2 separate regions of the Mus musculus genome follow, and region 1 is linked to region 2. Evidence: chromatin loops called from intact Hi-C (ENCODE). Cell type or tissue: left cerebral cortex. All regions are shown on one strand. Each heading gives the region's core, and the rest is flanking DNA. Links, peaks and the distances in the headings are about the cores only.

Region 1 (8,970 bases), core at 729-8,728, 140 kb before region 2:
CCGTGTAGAATCCTTTTTCTTCGATATCAACTCGAAAGCCAAAATCCACAGAATGAACATCATCTGAAGTGACTGAGGAACAGAAAAGGTGGGAAATGAAGTCATACACTGACAGGAAAAAGGAGCCAGTGCTCCTGGGGTCATGGTGAAAACGTACCCAGATATGCAGAGGTGAGGGCCCTAGGATAAAGAGCATTATCTGTGAACAGAAAGAAGTGTCTAAGTTGGTTGTGCATTTTTCTTGGAAATAATTTATATATTCTTAAAATATAATCAAAACAAATATTCCCCAGGCCTATAGAGAAAGCTCAACAATTAGGAGTTCTTGCTGCTCATCCAAAGATCCAAGTTCAGTTCTGAGCACCTACACTAGTGGCTCAAAACTGCTTGTAACTTTATCTTCTGGGGATCTGTCATCCTCTTCTGACTTCAGCCACTGCACTGATAGGCATACAACCATACCAACAAACATCACACACACACACACACACACACACACACACACACACACACACATAAATAAAACAAATCTTCAAGAAAGAAAAGCACACCTAAATACAAAATACTGCTTCAGGGCCTGGGCCAGGGGAGTCTGTGCACTGGACACATTACTGCAAGCACATCAGTTAAAGATAAATATTTGCTTTTGAAAAACTATATATCATTATTTAGAGGTCAAGTTGAAACCAGGTTAGACTAGGAATCAGCGTTTCGAATCCATTTGAAAACATTAAGTTCAAGGATTATCAGATACACAATCATATTGGTCTCTTTGTGCTTGAAGAAGGTACTGAAAGTGTATTTCTAGAACTCTCACCAGGGGCTAATATAGAGAGAAGTGCATAGGAAGAGATGTGTGAAGTTTTGTTTATTTGTCCTTCCATATACAAAGGAATGTCCTGGTGGTGTGGAATTCTGTGTCTTTAAGAGAAATGAACTTGTCTTTCCACATTACCTTCCATCTTTCTTTGCACCCTGGTCAGAAAGTTCAAACTCGAAGAAAACCCAACTCTATTTCTTTCAGTCTTTCATGCAGGCATAGTTGGAAAAAAAAATCAAGCTTCAGAACCAAAAGTTATTTTAAAAAAAAAAAACTGCATAATTTATTTGCATTTTAAACATGGTATTCGGAATGAGGGGCTTAAAGAACATACGTCTTCTGTTCTTCAAAGACTGGCCTTCCAATGTCCTGATCTCCTGTCTTATTTCCTGAGACTGTAGGCGTATGCTTCAGCAGTGCTCCCGAAAGCGCAGTAGAGCATCTTACTCCCCTCTCTGTTTCTCCTTATACACTGTAATGGTCCCTATGCCTTTCTCGGGAAGTCTCTGGGAGAAATCATCCATCCATACCTGACCTAGCAAGGCAGAGTTCTGCTGTAGGTCAATTACAGAACGCACTTGACTCCCTCCAACCAGCCCCACCAATGCTCTCTCGGTTTTCTCTGGAGACCCACTCTTAATGGTTCTTGTGCATTCCCACTTTCAGTTTCTTAGTGCCAGACTGCAGAGAATAATTATTAGTCATTGTCCTGACACATAGACACATGAACAATAGGTTTCCATCTTGCACATTTGCTTAAATTATGTGAGACTGCAATAGATATTTGATGGCTTGGGTGGTTTCGGGCACATTCATTCACTCACCAAATTGATTTGAAATAAATGATCTTCTCTGATAAGGTGGGTGCGATTCATTTTATGTACATTGGGGATACAATGATGGGTAAAACATTGTGGTGCAGTGTGAGAGTTCAGAGGAAGAGAGTGGGGCAGCTAGCTACAGAGAGAGGGGAAATGTATCAAAGGAAATGTATCTTCACAATCCCTTCAGAGAATCAGGTGGGGAAGAGAAGGGATACACAGGAGGGAGTGAAGCACTACTGTCATAAAAATCACGGATGACAAACTTAACACCTTTTGCATGTCAGCATAATGTCAAGAGTATGAGATTACCACATCTGCTTGGTCACTATTGGAATGTAGGTGTAAGAAAAAATGTACAAAATCATGTGCAGGATATATATCCTAAAATAATTTTTGCTTTCATATAGACCCTATTATCAGATACCATGTAATGTCTATACAAATACTCTGAAGACCCACCAATCTGCAATCTGCAGTCCACAATATTCTGCCAATACTTCCATATGTCATGCTAATGGAGTAGATAGACTATGTTATGTTTGGATGGAAAAAGAGAGGACATATGACATTGATAGGCAGTTATAAATCTGGAATGGAAATGATAAGAGCTTTATGGGACATGGTGCTTATTAGGTTGAAATTATAAAAAGTTTAGGGCAGAATAATATGAATAGTATAAATCACAATAGGATACCTGTTTCCACATAGCATATTTCAAAACACTGTAAAATTTGTAAAAAAAAAAAAAAAAAAAAAAAAAAGTTTCACTTTTTAGGTAAGTCTGTGTGTGACACTTGATTGGGATAGGAAAAGTAAAACAAAATTACACAATAATTTATTAATGTGCCTTTCTGAGCTTTGAGGTTAGATAAAAGATTTTGTTGTAGTAGTTTTTTTTAAGCTATAATAGGACCTTCTAAACTTTTAGATTTGTTTAATATAATCTGTACCTTAATAATTAATAATTCAGTTATTTTAAAAATGTTTGTTGTAGTTCACACAGATTTCTGGGACAATTGGTTTATCTTGTAATGCTTTCCCTTTGACAATAAATGCCTGTATTGGATATGCAGTTGTCCCCTGTCATGTGAGGGTCTGAGGGCAGGTCTTTATGTGGATCATTGTTTTTATCAATATGTATGGGACTGTTCAAACAGCTCACTTATTTACAGACAGATGTGACTCTGTGGATGAGTAGCTCTACATTCATTCAGTTAGCGGAACAGTGCTAATGAGCATACACTTACATAAGCTGAGACATAAAATTTGTGTTAAAACCCAATGAAGCAGCAAGCCACACACCTGCTGGAAATTTATAGCTGTTAAAGGTCTGAACATCTGCTCCATGTTGAACCTTGGTCTAAGCAGGAGAGCCCAAATAACTCTTTGTCAGATAAAGTTTGTTACCAAATTAGGTTTGCTAGATTTAATAGTTAATAAATGAGTATTTCAAACAGGAGCTCTTAAATGTTTTGCTATTACTGAAATTGCATTTTAAGTCAAGCATGCTCTTTACATTTTTATCTTTCGTTTTGGCCCCATTAACAACAACAACAACAATAATACAGTTTTTGAAAAGAATCGTAACATGCACTAGTTAGCTCTGAGTATCTTAGGTATCCTTATACTTCTTTCATTCTATTGTATCATTTGAAGAAAATGGAGAGGTGGTATGTGAAGCAGCAAAGCCCCAAAAGACCAGGATCTTATTTGAGTTCAACAGATTCAGTAATTGCTGTTTTGTGTAGGAGCATGAATCCCAGTTAGACTGTCTGAAGTTGAAACTAAGACTAATTATATATAGCTGAGTGACTTGGATCATGTCACTTATCCTCTGTAGGAGGCTCTGACTAGCAAAATGAGGTTGGAAGTACAGCGACAAAGCTCATAATTCTACTGGGAATAATGTCAACAAGAAAATGAATCATGAGTGGCTTAGAATAGAACCACCTGACATCAAGTAGGGTCACCACAATCCTTATGTCTTACTATTTAAAACTTTTAGATAGATATGTGTGATTTTAGTTTATTTTAGATAAACATATTTTATTTTATGTGTAGGAGTGTTTTTCATGCATGTATGTTTATACACCATGGGCATGTCTAGTACCCACAGAGGTCAGAAGAGGGTAGTGGATCCCAGGGGAGTTTTAGATGGTTGTGAATCATCTTGTAGGTCCTGGAAACTAAACCTGGATCCCTTGTGATAACTCCTGTCCTCTCAGCTGCTCTCCAGTCTGCTTAGCTGTTATAAGGAATTAGAATGAGTTCCTTTGCTTTTCTCACTCCATCCATTGCTTCCTCCTCCCCCCTCCTCCCTCTTGTCTCTCTCTTCTCTCTCTCTTCTACCCACACACACTCCTTCCTTCCTTCCTTCCTTCCTTCCTTCCTTCCTTCCTTCCTTCCTTCCTTCCCTTCCTTCCTTCCTTCCTTCCTTCCTTCCTTCCTTCCTTCCTTCCTTTCTGGCAACTAATATTTACAAAATTCATTACCATAATATTTTTGTTAGCTAAATGAAACACGGGAGATGCAAAGAGCTATATTCACATGATTAACCACAAATTCCTACTACATCTGTTTGTGATCCAGGGGCCATTTATGATTATAAAAATCAAAGGCCCATTTTTCCGTCCCTTCCCACTGCCATTACTGGCCTTCAAGTTATTTACCTACTATACCTTAGTCAGCATTCCCCACAGTCAGATGGATTGATCAACTGTGTCGACACACATAAACATGTCACTCTTAATGTCTTTTCCAGTTATTAGGTAGGAAGTCAGAGATGACTGAGATTAATAGAGGGAAAATGCCAGAGGTAATGATGCTCAATAGAGCCATCAGGATTTAGGTCATGTATTAGTAGAATGTCCTGACTCTATAAATGAGAAAAAAATTCAAACTACACATTAAACAATACCAACCCATGCAGCTCTGAGTGAATTACAGGCTGTACTGAAAAGTTTTCTCAAGAAATGTAACATGACTTCACTGTGTGTGTGTGGCTTGTATAAACTGAAAGAGAAGTGGCAGACTCTTGTTCTTGTATCTAACATGAACCAAATTGTTAGGATAAGTTTTTTATTTAAAACCTAATTTACCCCAAAGACAACACAATCATTGTTTAATTAAAAGTATGTTTGGGCATTCCGTTTGAATTTACATTAGCATTACTGCCGATCTTGTGTTATTTCAAGTGGACTATTGGTAAATGTTTTAAATATCTTTCCAAATTGAAAAAATAATCCCTCATTTTGCTGTGCTTGACAGTTTTCTTTGTATAAATATCCCCACCATAGCCAGCATCAAGCTAACAATCCGTTGTCACTGAGCTCTGGTGTAGAGGACCTGCACAGCTGACTTTGTGAACAGCTATGAGCTGGCCCTGGCATACATGTGACTCTTTCTTATTTCAAAAAGTGCAAAGCAGACATGAATGTCTAAGACCAGTTAGGGAAGGATTTGCCATTACAATGAATGAAATAGACCCTTATTAAGAATCTATATCACTGAAGAACCCAAGGAATGAGGAAGAACCAGACCCATCTCTATGACATTTAAAGGCCAGCAAATTTCTCATTAGACTTGTATTATAGATGCTATTGTGTAGATGGTTAATTAGTGAGAAGGGTTACGTAGCATATAAAGCAAGAAGAAAGAACTTTGAATGTTTTCACTGTGAAGAATTCATAAAGTTTTGAGGATACAGATAAAGTCAACTTGAAGAGAGTACAGGGAGCGACAACTGGAATAGATGGGTACTTAAGGGGCAATACTGAAACCTAGTGCAGTGGAAACATCCTGGGCCCTATGCTGGTGATGCCAGTGAGAGTTTCTAGTAACAGAGGGTATGAAACTTGAGCTGTTCTTCGTGTGTAACCAGGCTAGGGTCCCAGGGGTAGCACTGGGCCACCAATCCAGCTTCAAAACCTATGTCCTGCCTACAAGATACACTGGTGCATTGGTGCTTCCTAGCTTGTAGGAGGGGCCAACCAATGACTAGCTAACTTTCAGCCCAAGCCACAAGAGGGAGCTCATGCCTCACACTGCCTGGATGGCCAGAATCCAGAAGCTGGTTGGCTCTGAGACCTAAGATAGAACCAAAAAGGACTTAAAAAAAAAAAAAAAAGTCAATGAAACGAAAAAATTCCTAATAACATTCGAAGGATCACTGCATACTACAATCATCATTAGAGAGGCTTCTTTCAGAAGCCAATGGGTTTAGATACAGAGAGCACATTCAAATCATTAGGCAGAGCTTAGGAAATCCCATAGAAAAGGGTGAGGAAAGATTGTAGGAAACAGAGGAGTAGAGGATAACAGGAGAGCATGGCTCATAGAATCAACTACACAGAGCTCATCGGGACTCACAGCGACTGAAGAGATAACCATGGAGTTTACATGGGTCTGTGCAAGACCCTATGCGGACAAGCTATGGTTGTTTAGATTGATGTTTTTGTTAGACTCCTAACAACAGAAGTGGGGGAATCTCTGACTCTTTTGCCTGCTCTTGGGATCCTATTTCTTCTACTGGGTTGCCTCATCCAGTCTTGATATGTGAGTTTATGCCTCGTCTAATTGCATCCTGTGATGCGTTGTTCATGGATATTCCTGAATAGCCTGCTCTTTTCTGAAGAGAAATGAAGAAGCAATAGACCTGGAGGGGGAAGCAGGGGGACTGGAAGAATGGAGGCAGGGTCACTGCCATTGGGATGTATTGTATTAGAGAATAAATTAAAAATATATCACCATATATATTGGGACATCAAACAGAATTTATAAAGTTGTATATCTTTTATGTCTACCTTAGAATACCTTTAATTGAAAATTTTCTCATGTGCAGTAGATGCTTTACTATATGTTTCGACACGGAAATTTTTGTCTCTTCTTTTTACAATTGAAAGAAAATTGTTCATCCCTCAGGTTCTTTGCTTTCAGATGGATAAATGCTGGTTACTGTCTTGGTGGACTAATGGATAACTTGATATTTTATACAGGCTGCAGCTACAAAATGCAGATGAACGTTCCTGACGCATGCATACACACACATGCACAAACAAACAAACAGTTTGTTTTAAGGTCCAAGAGAAACCTCAGAAACAAGAAAACCAGCTTCTTCTCTAGCTGTTGAGATGAGTTGCTGTAGAGGAATGTTGCCGATGGCTTTGAGAAAACACAAGCATGCCTCTGTGTTTCATAGATAAATAATGGACAAAAGAAAGTTATTCTGATTGAGACAACCTAGAACTAGAAAGGCAAACAGCATGTGTTCACGTATATGTGGATATCAGCTGTTATGTCAATGATAACAAAACTTCAATCCATAGAGCTACAGAGGTCAGGGTTAGAGTAAGAGCCTGTGGGGTACAGATAGATCTTGTTGAGAAACAGATATAGAAAAGATAATTATGGATGCATGCAGGGGCAGAATAATAGGGGCAAATAGGGAGGAGGTGAGGAGAGAGGGATGAGGGAGAAAATTTAGAGAGAGATAACTAAAAATATATGAAGGCAATCTAAATAAAGCTGCATAATTATGGGGGTAACAGAGCCCCAAGTGGACAACTCTCATCACCAAATGAAGTGTCTTGTACCAGAATTGGGTTACATCTAGCTGAATTGTTCACAATAGGGGCACTATGGAAATCCCCAAATAACCTAGACTGTTGCCAAGACTAAACTGTTATTCTCCGCAACTAACAACAAGGCCTTATGGCTGAAGACAGCACCTGTACAGATCACTGAACATGAAGCAGTTGAGTTGGTGCCTATGTGTTACCCCTATGTTCCAGCATCTTTGTTACAGTAATGTGCCTTCTATATTACCAAAAGAGAAACATAAACATTGAGGCCGCCATAAAACCTTTGATCTATTATGCTGTCCTGTCTGGAAGATATGCTAGGGTTATGATGTCACAAAGCTTGTGGGAGTAACCAACCAATATCTGATTTGATTAAGGCTCACTCCATGAACAGGAACCCATACCTGATGCTACTTAGCAGACCTAGATCCTGAAACCAGATATCACATGGACCTGAATTAAAACCAAACACACACACACACACACACACACACACACACACACACACACACACACCAGAAGAGCAACAACAGCAATGTCAAAACTGTCGCAATAAAATGACTCCTAATGATATTCAAATGAGTCCTAATGATATTCTACAATAGATCAGTGCCTTGCTTAATCATCAGCAAAGAAGCTTCCTTCTGCAGAAAATGGGTTGGGAACAAATAGAAGCACAGACAGATACACAGAGAATATAAGACCTTGGAACACACAGCTCTAAATGAATTTCCCTATCAAATCCCATTCCTCAGTGCTTGGGGAACACTGTGGGAGAGAAGGCAGAACGAACATAGGAGCCAGAGAGGATGGAAGACTGCAAGAAAACAAGGCTCAATAAATCAACACCATCAAAGCTCATATAAACTCATAAAGACTGAAGCAGATTGCACAGCATTTGTAGGGGTCTGCACCAGGTACTCTGTGTATATGTTATGGCTTCCAGTTTAGTGTTTTTATAGGATTCCTGAGTATGCAAATGAGTGTCTGATTTTTGGCTTTTCTTGGGTTCTTTTCCTTCTGTTTGTCTTGTCCAACTTTGATGTGTTCATTTTGTTTAATCGTGTTATAGTATATTATATTTTATTAATATTTCTTAGAAGCCTGGTTTTTTTTTTCTAGAATAGATGGGAATAGTTGTGGGTGGGAGAGGTGGTAGGGAAGAACTGGAAGGAGTTGAGGGAGGGAAAAGAAGTAAAAGAAAGAAAGTAGAAGAATATTTCTCATCTGGCCTGAAAACTCCTCCCTCCAAAATCCAAAATCCAAAACAAAACCCACAACACCAGGCATGTGAAGCCCTCCTTTAAGTTGTTGGGTAGGTTTGTCCAAGAGATTCTCAAAATATTACAGACTTTTGCTACTACCCTTGGTTGGCTCCTGGATGTGGAAGGTAAGCCCCTAGTGCTGAAGACCTATGTGTTCAGACACAAGTCCCAGAATTGGAACTGACCTGAACACCTCCTCCAAGACAATGGCTTTCGTGGTATCAGAAAGCATAATCTAAGGTTCTAACGGAGGGATGCCACCAACAATCTTATCTAGATATGATGCCTATGAATCACAACAATAACCTACATGGCACAATAATTTAAGGGCTCAGTAGTGGCACATATACTTTCATGGTAACCAGGTCTCAGATCAGAGTTAAGACACTCTCAACAGGAAGGAAACTATGCCTGGTACTGGAGCACCCACAACTACTCAGAGGAAGTGAAGTCATAGAAGTTGGAAGACGGGCTGACAAGAT
Region 2 (8,970 bases), core at 508-8,507:
AGTATCTCCAGGCTACCCTGCATTACTAGAAGAGGCCTAGAATGTTTTCTTTTCTTTTTTTTTGAAAGCATCATATGAAAGAAAATAAGGAAAAACCTAAAGACAGACCCAGATAATAAGTAAGTGATTCAATGTTCCTAACCTTTAATGATCAAAATTCATAAAAGCTCAAGGGAATTAAGGACTTTAAGGAGGGTAATTATTATTTTTGAAGAATTAAAATTAATTTAATTCACCAGTGGGAAAAATTGCTAGAAAAGTGTCAATTGGAGATAGTCTACAGAAAACATTTGAGAAATGAACTATAATGTAGACTGGCAATAGATTAAGGTTCAGCTAGTAATTACTAATATCAAACAAAGGAATTCAGTCAGAACTCAGCAAAATAAAAGAAAATATGAAAGTCATTAAGACCAAAAGTCCAGGCAGCTTCTTCACTCACTCTGTGTGTGGCTGGAGGCAAGGTTCTTAACTCACTCTGTGTCTGGCTGGAGGCAAGGCTCAATGCCTAACAGCAAGGGCTGCTCTTACAGAGAACCTGAGTCAGGTTTCCAGCACCCACATGGTTGTTCATTTCAGTTTTAGGGACTACAATGCTGTCTCCTGACCTCCTCAGCATGCACATGGTACTCTAACATACATGCAGACAAAACACTCACACATGTAAAGAAAAAGTAAATACATTAATTAAAATTATAAAACATTCTGTATGCTGTGACAGATTTCCATGCAAAGAAAGCATTTGTGGGACAGTACCTAAGTTTCTTGAGAGTTTCGTTAAATCTTTATTATTAATTAAATTAATGCTCAGGTCTAATAGATTCAAAACTATGGCTTTTGTTTGCCTTCATTAGTTGACAAGGTAGCGGGTGCTGTCATAGCATCTTCACATAGTGTGTTTCTCCTCTTTGACACTACCCACCCTCTGTCATGCATTTTTTCTTACACCCTTACACTTTTAGTATTTTCCCTGTCAGTTTTCTATCAGAGATGCTTTATTACTCTCACTAACATTTTCTTTCATAGCCTCATCTTCTCCCTTTCATGGGCCTCTTTCTAATTTCCTGGCCTCCACAAATACTCATTCCTGCACAAATACAGAGACATTCAAATTGGGAAATAATATTTGCATCCTAAAGAGAACATGCAGTGTTTGTCTTTATGAGCCCACGTAATCTGGTACAATATTTCCTGGTTAGATTCATTTGCTTACTAATTTTATAACTCTTTACCAATACAATTCCAGAGCCTTTCATCATTATCTATTCAGTTGTTGATAAACATTTCGACTGATTCTATTTTCTAGATGCTGTGAAGAATGCAGCAGTGAACATGCATGGAAATATGTCTCTGGGGTGAGATGTGCAGCACCTTGGTTATATGTCTAGGAGGAGAGTAGCTGTATGGGTAGCAGATCTATTTTTTTTAAAGAAGTCTCCATATAAGGCTGGAGAGATGGCTCAGTGGTTAAGAGCACTCACTGCTCTTTTAGAGGTCACGAGTTCAATCTCTAGCAACCACATGGCGGTTCACAACCATCTGTAATGAGATCTGATGCCCTCTTCTGGTGTGTCTGACAGCTACAGTGTACTCATATAAATGAAATAAATACATCTAGAAAAAAAAAAGGTCTCCATTGTGATTTCAATTAAGGCTGTGCCAGTTTACGTCCCCCTACCAAGAGGAGATAAAGGTTGCTATCTCCACCCACCCTTTCCAACATTTTATTTTGTCATTTTGTTCACTTGATGGTAGCTATCTATAGCCAGGAGTGGTTTTAAATGTGAATTTATTCTACGGATGTTAAATTTGAACATTTTTTACTGTGGTGTGTGTGTGTGTGTGTGTGTGTGTGTGTGTGTGTGTAAGAAAGGGACACACACACAGAGGGAGAGGGGGGGGAGAGAGAAAGAGAGAGAGAGAGAGAGAGATAGAGATAGAGAGAGAGAGAGAGAGATTCTTGTGTATATTTTGGTTCTTTTCTGGAATCAAACTTTCTTCAAAGAATCCAATTTCAGTCCTTATTATAAAAAATTTGACCTTTATGATTGATTACATCAATTTTCTTATAAATCTTATAATTTTTTATCAATAAAATTCCAGAACTTTTTATCATTATCTAGTCATTTGTTGATAAACACCTAGACTGATTCTATTGTCTTGATACTGTGACGAATTCAACAGTGAACATGGATGAAAAGACAGTTATTACTAATGTTCATTTAATATGCAGAAAGAACCACATATATCCACATATATCATTAAATGCATACATATAAAAAGTTAATATACTTCATGGGGTAATAATAATGTTTAAGAAATTACTATTAAAAAGTAAATGTTTTGAATTCAGCTTCTATACAGTTACATTGTTTAAATGTCAATACCAGAAATTGTGATAGAAATACATGTATTCCATAATTTATTTTTTCATGTCTTTATTATATATAAAATACTCAGAATAACAATACTAATAGAGGCATCATCGATGTAATTTTAGAGTGGATGTAATTGCTGCATCTATAACTTGACAAGACTTGAGTCTATAATTGTTACCTATTCTTTTCCTTTTAAACTCTCATTTAGTTTTATGTTTAAATGTAATTATGACTATAATACTCACCATAGATGCTTATTTTCATGTTTTGCTATTAATCTTTTTGTTTGTTTGTTTGTTTGTTTGTTTGTTTTTTGAGACATGGTTTCTCTATATAGCTCTGACTGTCCTGGAACTCACTTTGTAGACCAAGCTGGCCTTGAACTCAGAAATCCACCTACCTCTGCCTCCCAAGTGATGGGATTAAAGGCCTGTGTCACCACTGCCCTGCACCACTAATCTTTATTGTTAAATTTCTTTATCTACTAGATTCCTAAGAAAATGTTAGTAAGAGTGCCGTGATTTCTTTTGTGTTAATAGTAAATTGGTTGTGTTATTCTTTTTGAATTGAAGATGCAGATTTGCTGGATATAAAATTATATATATGTGTATATATACATATATACACATATATATTCTGTCTCTAAACTCTAACATATGTTATTTCCTTGCAATCTAATCTCAGTATTTGTTAAATATGATGAGAACCCAACTTTATTTCCTTTTAAGTTGCATACTCTATATTAAAAATGCTCAAAGAGGATGCTTTCTCCTTGGAAATCCAGTCATTTCACAAGAGTAGATCTTAGTGATTATAGTATAAATTGTCAAGAACATGTGGGCCTTTCAGTTCTTTAGTTGCAGGTCTGTACTTCCTGAAGTCCTTCCTGAATAAGAAAATTTAACATTTGTTATGTTACTTTGCTTTTTAATTTTGTTATGTTTCAGGGAATCCTGGGATCTATATCTTAAAATTACCTTTCAAAGATAACATTCCTAGTATTTTGTTCAATATTTTTCTTTCCTTCTAATTTATTTCTACCTTTTATTATTTGAAAGTAATAAGCAAAAAGCTTCTCAATATTTAGCATTTAGTTCCACGAATGTTAAAACATTTGCAGGGCCTTTTAGCAGCACCACAGAAGATGGGAAAAAAACAAAACATCCAATCAAGACATCCCTCTGAACTTCTTGGCGCCCCCTTGTGGATTTCGTCCGTGCAGTTTCTGGCAACCTCTGATTTATGTTCTGTCTTTAGAGGTTTCTACTTATGATAATGCCATATAGATGATAAAATAGAATACCAAGCCGCCTGTTCTGTTACTGGTGCAAAACATTCAAGGCACATCATTGTTATATTCATCATGACTTATTTTATTGCTGACTAATAGTCAGGCATTTTGTTCTAGAGATGAAGAGACTTGGTTGTTTCTAGTGTTGAGACATTAGGAGTAAATCAGACTCAGTAACTTGTGAATATTAATTTTTGTGTAAAACCCATTTTTATTTTGTTTGAATGAAAGTAAGACTTCTGTTTGAAGCAGTGCCGAGCAAGGTGTTCTGGAGCTTGGATGGCTGAGGCAGGAAAGAATTTGCATTTAACAAATTGTATCTTATATCTTGGGTATCCTAAGTTTTTGGGCTAATATCCACTTATCAGCGAGTACATATTGTGTGAGTTCCTTTGTGATTGTGTTACCTCACTCAGGATGATGCCCTCCAGGAAAATGTGGACACTGTGCCCCTTCTTAGAATTGGGAACAAAACACCCACGGAAAGAGTTACAGAGATAAAGTTTGGAGCTGTGACGAAAGGATGGGCCATCTAAAGACTGCCATATCCAGGGATCCATCCCATAATCAGCTTCCAAACGCTGACACCATTGCACACACTAGCAAGATTTTGATGAAAGGACCCAGATATAGCTGTCCATTGTGAGACAATGCCGGGGCCTAGCAAACACAGAAGTGGATGCTCACAGTCAGCTATTGGATGGATCACAGAGCCCCCAATGGAGGAGCTAGAGAAAGTACCCAAGGAGCTAAAGGGATCTGCAACCCTATAGGTGGAACAACATTATGAACTAACCAGTACCCCAGAGCTCTTGACTCTAGCTGCATATGTATCAAAAGATGGCCTAGTCGGCCATCACTGGAAAGAGAGGCCCATTGGACAGGCAAACTTTATATGCCCCAGTACAGGGGAATGCCAGGGCCAAAAAGGGGGAGTGGGTGGGTAGGGGAGTGGGAGTGGGTGGGTATGGGGGACTTTTGGTATAGCATTGGAAATGTAAATGAGGAAAACACCTAATAAAAAAATTAATTCTAAAAAAAATAAAAAATAAAAAAGAATTTGCATTCAGGTGATGACTTGCTAATGTCCGTTCCTGATCACTTTTTTAAAATAAGGTCTGAAAGAGTCTTTCATTGTCACTTAGCTTCATCAAGTAAGATGATGTCCTTTAAATAATCTCATTCTAGTCCCTTAGGCAAATGTAGATAAAGTTGTGTTTCATACAACTATAGTCCTCAAAGGGGCTAGGCACTGTTCTAAACCCTTCACATGCACTTTGTAATTTGTAAGCTAGGTTTATCCATCTTTTTCTTTCGGTAGCAATGAAAATTTAACATATTATTATAAGAGTGGGAAGGATAAATAAAAACTAAATAACTTTATATGAAACCCAGGTGCTTATTGAAGGGCTATAAACATGCTGCCAAGCACAGCCAATGAATTTCATGGTTTTGAGAAATACACGTCTTATTACAAATGACCTTAGTGTTTATTATAGGCATTTAAATGCTGATAAATAAGGTACAAGCTTATTTTGCATAAAAGAACAAGTCATGTTGCTATGAATTCATACATGCATATGTAAATTACTTCTTTGGTGTATATATTAATAAATAAAATATTCATGAACTAAGGCCTTACAATGAAAGATTTAACACCATGATGGCTAAAGCATTTTGCTTTTTGCATTTGTTCTAGCAGTATCAAACTTTGTTATTCCCTTGGGAAGAGATTTTAAAATTATAAATGGTATGAAATAAATAAAAATATAAATGATATGGCCATGGCCTTTATTGAATAATTTCAAATATTCTAATGTTTCTTCTATTTTAATGTGGATGATATTTTCTCTAGAATTATTTTTGTAAAAACATATATCACAGGTGCTGTGTGAGCGGTCCTGATGCAGTGTGATGCAGGATTCAAGGAGATGCAGATTCAGGTGCTGGATTAGAAGGCTAAGGGGAGGCTTCATGGATCTGCAACTTATATATTTATTGTTCCAAGAGGCCACTGATATTATCAGTAGTTGCTTTATAAAATCATGCATGCCATGTACTAAGCTGGCTTCATATAAAGTACTCTTCTCTTAAAAAGTTTATTCTTTTGTTTTTGAGAATTTCTTACATCATTTATCCTTCCTCCCTTAACTACTCTGCATGCCCTGCTGCTACTTATAAAATTCATGGCCTCTTATTCCTTAATTGCTATATACATATAAATATAAAGCTTAAAGTACAAATTATTGAATTCAATACTGTTGCTCATGGGTGTATATATTTAGCATTGACTATTTGGGGTCAGATAACCTATGGAGACTTGTCCCCAGATAAGACTGGTTTTCCACTATTAATTACCTGTACCCCTTCTTCTGTGAGAAGGGCATTATGAAAATTCCCATATCCACATTGTCATGTCAATAGATACTGACATTGTCCAGTGATGTATTAGGCTGCCAACTATATTATTGTAATTTTATGGGTACAGCTTCCCTACCATACGGAGAAAAGATTATTGCCAAGTCCATTCCCCCCCACTTCTGCAATGCCCTGCTGGCCTTAGTACAACAGTTGTGTTGCAGATGTATCAGTTTTAGCTGTGCACCCAGTAGTCAGTTGCTGTCTGCATTTTGACAAGTTGTGACTTTCTATAACGGATTTTGTCTGCTGCAAAAAGAAACTGATTTGGTGAAGCATGAGAGATACATTTATAGGTGGGTATAAGGATAAATATTTCAAAGGTTCTTAGATTATGCTATTTGTTTAGAGAAGTGCCAGTAGTAAGTTTTCATCTAAGAGCCACTGGTAGTGGGTTAGCATCACAGTCAGGCACTCATTATGTCCAATTGGGCAGGCTTTAAGTCTAATTCGATCACTGTTGCTTACCCCATGGATATAAGTGCCGCTGTTGCCCTTTTCAGAATATCTTGCAAATCTGGTTATTGTCATGATTTGTAGACATTATATACAAATAAGAGTACTGATTGCTTTCTTTACGTTGTCAGCTTATATAACTCCTTCTGGTACTGTGACAGCTAGTCCCCAGGACAGAAGTTTCCACATTTGTCTTAGTCAGGGTTTCTATTTCTGCACAAACACCATGACCAAGAAGCAAGTTGGGGAGGAAAGGGTTTATTCAGCTTACACTTCCATACTTCTGTTCGTCAGCAAAGGAAGTCAGAACTGGAACTCAAGCAGGTCAGAAAGCAGGAGCTGAGCAGAGGTCATGGAGGGATGTTCTTTACTGGCTTGCTTCCCCTGGCTTGCTCAGCCTGCTCTCTTATAGAACCAAGACTACCAGCCCAGAGATGGTCCCACCCACAAGGGGCCTTTCCCCCTTGATCACTAATTGAGAAAAATGCCTTACAGTTGTATCTCATGGAGGCATTTCCTCAACTGAAGCTCCTCTCTCTGTGATAACTCCAGCTGTGTCAAGTTGACACAAAACTAGCCAGTACAATTGACCCCTTGTCAACTTGACACACAAACACATCACTAGTAAGCCTCAGCCCTTACATTGTTATTCATCCCCAAGATCTAAATAACTTTAAACATCCCACAGTCTTTACATATTCTTAAATTTTCAATCTCTTTAAAATATCCATCTCTTTTAAAATCCAAAGTCTTTTTACAGTTAAAAGTCTCTTAACTGTGGGCTCCACTAAAATAGTTTCTTCCTTCAAGAGGGAAAATATCAGGGTACAGTCACAATCAAAAGCAAAAGTCAATCTCCAACCATCCAATGTCTGGGATCCAACTCACGATCTTCTGGGCTCCTCCAAGGGCTTGGGTCACTTCTCCAGCCATGCCCTTTGTAGCACACGTGTAATCCTCTAGACTCCAGATGCCTGTACTCCACTGCTGCTGCTCTTGGTGGTCATCTCATGGTACTGGCATCTCCAAAACACTGCATGACCCCTTCAGTCCTGGGCCATCAATTGCTACTGAGGCTGCACCTTCACCAATGGCCTTCCATGGCCTTTCATAATGCCAAGCCTCAGCTGCTCTGCATGACCCCTTCATGCCTTCAAAAACAGTACCACCTGGGTTACTCTTACACATTACCAACTCCATGCACAGCACAAGGTATAACCTTGGGTATCTCTGGAACACAGCCTCTGTGCTCTCAGAAAACACTTCCCAGAAGATGTCACCTCAGTGATGCTGGTCTCTTCTTTTTTTCTTTTTTTCACTTTTTATTCCATGCATTTATTTTTAATTTTGTATATATTTTACTAAAAACAATTTATTTATTTATTTATTTATTTATTTATTAATATTTTTTTACTATTACGTGTTTTCCTCAATTACATTTAGAATGCTATCCCAAAAGTCCCCCATACCCTCCCCACCACTTCCCTACCTACCCATTCCCAATTTTTGGCCCTGGCATTCCCCTGTCCTGAGGCATATACAGTTTGTGTGTCCAATGGGCCTTTCCAGTGCTGGTCTCTTCTTAATCACCGCTAATTTTTTAGCTCCATCTAACCAGCATCAATAGTCCCAGCAATGCAAAGTTTTTGGTTTAGTATTTCTGGTATCTTGTTAATCACAGCTGATTTTTCAGCCCCAGCTAACCAGAACTACAGAATCTTCACAATCAAACTAGCAATGGCCCTGAAAAGAGTCATTACATTTCCCTCTGAAATTTTACAAACCAGACCTCCATCTTCTGCACTGTTCTCAACATTATCTTCCAAGCTCTTACACAACATCTGACAGAACTCTTAACAACGAATGGATCTTCAAGCCCAAAATTCCAAAGTCCTTCCACAGTCCTCCCCAAAACATGGTCAGGTTGTCACAGGAATACCCCACGATGCTGGAACCAATTTGTCTTAGTCAGGGTTTCTATGCCTGCACAAACACCATGACCAAGAAGCAAGTTGGGGAGGAAAGGGTTTATTCAGCTTATACTTCCATACTGCTGTTCATCATCAAAGGAAGTCAGGACTGGAACTCAAGCAGGTCAGAAAGCAGGAGCTGATGCAGAAGCCATGGAGGGATCTTATTTACTGGCTTGCTTCCCCTGGCTTGCTCAGCCTGCTCTCTTATAGAACTAAGACTACCAGCCCAGAGATGGTCCCACCCACAAGGGGCCTTTCCCCCTTGATCATTAATTGAGAAAATGCCTTACAGTTGTATCTCATGGAGGCATTTCCTCAACTGAAGCTTCTTTCTCCATTTCAGCTTGATTCCTCAAGTCCTCTGTAAGAAGAACTTAGTGATAGGGCCTTACCTTTAATTTCTGTGTGGCAATGAAGGGCAAATGTAATAGTTTAGATTGGCTTGAGGGTCTTT

The links. Hi-C counts contacts between places; a loop is a spot of excess contacts. Peaks named below come from ENCODE experiments on the same cell type or tissue, not always from the same donor. Only the 100,000 strongest peaks of a DNase experiment are listed, where the experiment ranks them.
Region 1: it touches region 2 in a loop (3-fold over the local background); 6 of 42 quality-filtered maps call a loop at or near these places.

The regions. Positions count from the first base shown.
Region 1 is chr17:58,954,431-58,963,400 of GRCm38, forward strand. It overlaps Pdzph1 (PDZ and pleckstrin homology domains 1), which reads right to left. Exons shown (of 13, transcript NM_027001.1): 5 at 1-72. Among named protein-coding and RNA genes, the nearest start is that of Gm33751, 15 kb to the left of the region's middle. In left cerebral cortex, for the core only: a CTCF peak has its summit at 5,666 (motif pointing right); DNase peaks (open chromatin) are centred at 3,517, 3,824 and 5,656.
Region 2 is chr17:59,096,006-59,104,975 of GRCm38, forward strand. No RefSeq gene overlaps it. Among named protein-coding and RNA genes, the nearest start is that of n-TVcac3, 32 kb to the left of the region's middle. In left cerebral cortex, for the core only: a CTCF peak has its summit at 3,573 (motif pointing left); a DNase peak (open chromatin) is centred at 3,585.